Regions from separate parts of the Homo sapiens genome. Here region 2 is linked to region 1. A link is a loop called in an ENCODE intact Hi-C map of the cell type or tissue named here. Cell type or tissue: breast epithelium. All regions are shown on one strand.

Region 1 (2,500 bases):
CTGATGAGCAGAGCCCAAGCTGTCACTGCCCTCAGCATGCCTAAGACCCCAGTGACACCACCTGCCATGACTCAGCCCCTGCCCCCAGTCCCACCACCCCAATACTCACCAGGCTGCCCCAACCACAGACAGGGAGATAGCTAGGCCAATGCCCAGGTTGGACCACATGAAGGGCGAAGTCTCCGTCAGGAACCTGTTGTGGAAGCAGAGAAGAAAGCAGTTCAGCTCTAGCAGGGAAGCGGAGCACAAAATCTTAACCCCTCAAACCCCCTTCAACCCCACCACCAGTTCTACAGGCAACAACTGACCGCGTATTTCCCAAAGGTCCATGTCCCAGGCAGGCAGTGGTGTGGGGGAGGGACTCAGACCAGAGAAAAGAAGAGAGGCTGCAGGGAAGAAGCTTCAAGGGGAATCCTCCCCCTGCCCTCCCTTACCATGCCACATCAAAGCGGAAGCCCAAATCAAAAATGGTGTAGCAGACTCCTGCAGCAGTGAGGGAGAAAAAGGGGGTTACGGGCTGCTCGGTAGAGAGAAGTTCTTCAACCTAAAGTAGCTGCCGAGCTGAAGGGCCACCTCCCTGAAGGGGCGTCCTCAGGCTGCCCCCAGGTGACAGTACAGCTGTGTAGACAGATTCCTCTGCTTAGGCCTCCATTTTCTGCCATTCCCTCGCTAAAACCACCTCCCAGACCAAGCACCTGCGCAGGCAGGGTCGCCACCCGCAAGCCCGAATCCGAGGCGGGACCGAGGGAGCAAGCGCTCCAGCCAGATCCCGCCGGCCCAGTCCGTTCCGCTGTTTACCCAACAAGCTGTGGGTGGGGGAGGGCAAAGCGACTGGGAAAAGAGGAACCGGAGCAGCCGGCTTGTGACCGAGCGGGCCGGTCAGGAGCAAGAAAGGGGGGACAGCAGTGAGACGTGGGAGCGAGGGGAGACAGCGATAGTGGCAGGACGGGGGAGTGCTGCCCTCGCGGCCCCTACCCGCCCGCACCCCTCCTCAAGCAGCTGGAAATCCGGGTCTCCTTTGTCGGAGTCAGAGGCCCTCGCAGGCGCAAGTCCCCAGAGCCTCGGGTGCAGAGCGCGCGGGGGGCCAGTATTCCCCGCAGGCCACTTCCCCGCCGAGTTCCGACCCGGCCAGCTCGGCCGCGATGCTGCTCCCGCCCGCCAGGACCCGGCCTCACCCACGGCCAGCGCGCAGGCCCAGAAGGCCACGAAGACCCCGGAGTAGAGCAGTGCTAGCCCCGTCATGGCGGCGACGGCGGCGGGGGTCGGAACGGCGGGGCCGGAGCTACAAACGCGTCCCAGCGTCCACCGTCCGTCCCGCAGTCTGTCCGCCCGCCCCGCAGCGTCACCTAACTCGCCCACGTGATGCGCCGGTACCACGTGACCCCACGCCGGTTCCCCGCGCAGCGCCGCCGCCCGTCTAGAGCAAGGCGACGCTGGAACCGCAGGCGCTGGGGATTGTGGTAGTTGTAGTCACGCGTCTCGGCGGAGGCTTGGGCGCCCTCCTCTCTAGGAACTTCGACATCTGGCCGGTCCTTCTCGAGTCTCTCCACCTCGCCCTGCCAGCCCTGTTTTATTCCCGAGCCTGCTCGCGGGCCCCTAAGGCGTCCTCTCTGGCAGCCGTGCGTCCTAGCCTGTGGCGGGTGGCGCCGCGCGTGCCCTCTGCCTCACCTTGCTCACGGCGTCTCTCCGCCCCAGTGCGCCTGTTGGCGCTCGCTCCGCTGCCTGGCTAACACCTGCTGTCCTCCGAAATCGTCCTTCCGGCAAGCCTTCCCTAACCCAGTGGCAGGGAAGCGCGTTTGCTGGGCTCCCGCGATGTCCTGGTGATGCTTATTAAGCTTCAGTAAGATGTCACTACCCTGTCGAAATGCCCTGATGGCTCCCATTTCATTCAGGAGAAAAGCCAAAGTTCTCACAATAGCCTGCTAGGCTCCCCACGCCCCTCAGCTGACTTCACCTTCTAATATTCCCCCACTAACTCCCTCCTCTGGCTGCACTGCCCTCCTTGCTATTTCTTTGAACGTGCCAACCATACCGCGACCTCACTGCCCTTGCACTTGCTCTCTCTGCTTCTCCTAACTATACATGCGGCTCATCCTGTAACTTCCTTTCAGTTTTTGCTCACCTTCTTGAAAAGGCCTTCTCTGACCATTCTGTTTAATATTCCACCCCACTTAAACGCTCCTCTGCTTCCCAGCTTTACATTTCTCACGGTACTTACTGATCACCATTTGGCATACTAAGTATTTTATTTGTCCAACTCCCCTGGAAGAGTGGAAGCACCATGGCTTTTGTGTCGCTCACTGCTGTATTTCCAGTACCTGGCACAGAGTGTGTCCTCAGTACATATTTGTAGAACACATGACTGATGCCCACTTTGTCTGGGTTACCTTGTTAGCTTACAGCTCTGCCTCCACCATTAGACTAGGCATTCCCTGAGGGCAGGGACCACATCTCCTTTGTTCACCTTCAATACCCTCGACAATGCCACTGTGACCAGATT
Region 2 (2,500 bases), 1.5 Mb before region 1:
ATTTTTATTTTTGAGACAGGGTCTCATTCTGTCACCCAGGCTGGAGTGCAGTGGCGCAGTCATGGCTCACTGCAGCCTCTACCTCTCTGGGCTCAGGTGGTCCTCCTACCTCAGCCTCCCAAGTAGCTGGGACTGTAGGGGCATGCTGCCATGCCTGGCTAATTTTTGTACTTTTTTTTTTTTTTTTTTTTTTTGAGATGGAGTTTTGCTCTTGTTGCCCAGGCTAGAGTGCAATGGCGTGATCTCGGCTCACCACAACCTCCACTGCCCAGGTTCAAGCAATTCTCCTGCCTCAGCCTCCCGAGTAGCTGGGATTACAGGCATGCGCCATCATGCCTGGCTAATTTTTTTTTGTATTTTTAGTAGAGACGGGGTTTCTCCATGGTGGTCAGGCTGGTCTCGAACTCCTGACCTCAGATGATCCGCCCACCTCGGCGTCCCAAAATGCTGGGATTACAGGCATGAGCCACCACGCCTGGCTTAATTTTTGTACTTTTTGTAGAGCTGGGCGCCATGTTGCCCAGGCTGGTCTCCAACTCCTGGGCTCAAGCCCTCTGCCTGCCCTAGCCTTTCAAAGTGCTGGGATAACAGGTGTGAGCCACTGCCTCTGGCCCTCCTCTATTTTATTATTGGAGAAATACTCATTATCTCTTGTTATAAGAGACATTCTACATTTAAAGTCTCAGAGCTCACTCAAATCTCTGGAGCTGTGACACTGCTCGTTCAGTTTGTTTGGGTCACGTATATATCACAGCTGTTAATATTAGGCTGAGGGCTAGGCACTTTCCCTTGCCTGTTTTGACCCCGGAGGAGAGTTGATATTACAGATGGAACAACTCTCCTTTCTGTTGTCATAGTTTTTTTTTTTTTTTTTTTTTTTGAGACGGAGTCTCGCTTTGTCGCCCAGGCTAGAGTGCAGTGGTGCGATCTCAGCTCACTGCAAGCTCCGCCTTCTGGGTTCATGCCATTCTCAGGCCTCAGCCTCTTGAGTAGCTGGGACTACAGGCGCCCGCAACCATGCTTGGCTAATTTTTTTGTATTTTTAGTAGAGACGGGGTTTCACCATGTTTGCCAGGATGGTCTCGATCTCCTGACCTTGTGATCCGCCTGCCTTGGCCTCCCAAAGTTCTGGGATTACAGGCGTGAGCCACTGCGCCCGGCCTCTGTTGTCATAGTTTCATGCAGACACTTGGCAAGTTCTGTTGAGGCTCCTCCTTTCTTTACCTTGTAGTTCCAGAGCAGCTCGATCTCCTGGGACAGTTGAGGATATAGATTCCTTAGAATGCTAACCTGAAACTCAGGTGTCAAGTGTCCTTTTCTCAGTGGTGTAGCATTAGTCCCTGGAGTTAGTTTTTGGTAGAACATTTGACTAGGTTTCCTGACATAATCACACTTTGTTCTTGGGGCTTCTCCCAGCAAACAAGGTAAGTTGCACCATAGGGAGGTGACCTGGGCCCAGGGGTATAAGCAGGAGGTCTAGGAGGAGCTGTTCTCTGCCCTCCAGAGCTTGACCTGCTGAGGCCCCAAAGTGCTTGTTAGGCAAAGCTGGAAGGGTTGTTTAGATGAGTTAGTTTCCAGTGATACTGCAAAGTGGTAAATGTCAAAAAGGGCTGCTTGTTTGGCTTTTTTTTTTTTTTTTTGAGGTGGAATTTTGATCTTGTCGCACAGGCTGTAGTGCAGTGGCATGATCTCAGGTCACTGCGACCTCCATCTCCCCGGTTCAAGTGATTCTCCTGGCTCAGCCTCCCCAGTAGCTGAGATTTCAGGCCCCCGCTGTCACACCCAGCTAATTTTTGTATTTTTAGTAGAGACATGTTTTACCATGTTGGTCAGCCTGGTCTTGAACTCCTGACCTCAGGTGATCCACCCGCCTCGGCCTCCCAAACTGCCTCCCAAACTGCTGGGATTACAGACGTCAGCCACCATGCCACCACACCCAGCCTGTTTGACTTTTCAAACATTGCTGCTACCTGGAAATGAGTGAATATTTGGAATTGTTCTAGTATTTAAGCCTGGTGGGTGTGGCGAGAAGGCTGCCTGGCCAGTTTGAAGATCTGTTATTTCAGTGGTTAATCCCAGTGACTTCATTAAAATTGCAGCTAGAAGTTCTGTTACTCACTAGTACTTTTGTCTTTTCTGTCTCTCTCTGTCTCCCTCTTTCTCTCTCTCTCTCTGTGTATATGTATATATATATTTCTGTTGTTTTGAGACAGTCTTGCTGTGTTGCCCAGGCTGGCCTCAAACTCCTGGGGTCAAGGGATCCTCCCACCTCAGCCTCCCAAGTAGCTGGGACTACAGACACGCACCACTGTGCCTGGCTTAAAATTTTTCCTGTCCTGTCAGGCACGTTAGGAACACATGTGATCACTTAAACCATGCTTGTTCCATTACTATGGTTCATCACGGGAGAAGTGCAAAGGCTGTGACTTCTTATTGGTGTCTTATCTCTACAGCAGAGGAGTACTGCAATTCAGCTTTCTCTGGGTATTGTTAAGCATTG

What was found. A loop is a pair of places that touch in the nucleus more often than their neighbours do. Peaks named below come from ENCODE experiments on the same cell type or tissue, not always from the same donor. Only the 100,000 strongest peaks of a DNase experiment are listed, where the experiment ranks them.
Region 2: it touches region 1 in a loop (29-fold over the local background); 2 of 110 quality-filtered maps call a loop at or near these places.

What each region holds. Positions count from the first base shown.
Region 1 is chr1:43,973,783-43,976,282 of GRCh38, reverse strand. ATP6V0B (ATPase H+ transporting V0 subunit b) reads right to left here and starts at 1,323. Exons shown (of 8, transcript NM_004047.5): 1 at 1,176-1,323; 2 at 435-483; 3 at 110-193. The coding sequence starts at 1,242. It overlaps LOC124904167 (a long non-coding RNA gene), which reads left to right and starts at 1,418. Exons shown (of 2, transcript XR_007066053.1): 1 at 1,418-1,840; 2 at 2,396-2,500. RefSeq lists silencers at 785-834, 1,235-1,284 and enhancers at 504-1,336, 1,535-1,584, 1,635-1,754, 1,337-2,170. In breast epithelium, a CTCF peak has its summit at 1,198; DNase peaks (open chromatin) are centred at 822 and 1,392; H3K4me3 peaks cover 2,189 bases; H3K27ac peaks cover 2,098 bases.
Region 2 is chr1:45,516,162-45,518,661 of GRCh38, reverse strand. All of the region lies in intron 2 of PRDX1 (peroxiredoxin 1), which reads left to right. Among named protein-coding and RNA genes, the nearest start is that of PRDX1, 4.5 kb to the left of the region's middle. In breast epithelium, no CTCF peak of the experiment used is centred here; no DNase peak of the experiment used is centred here.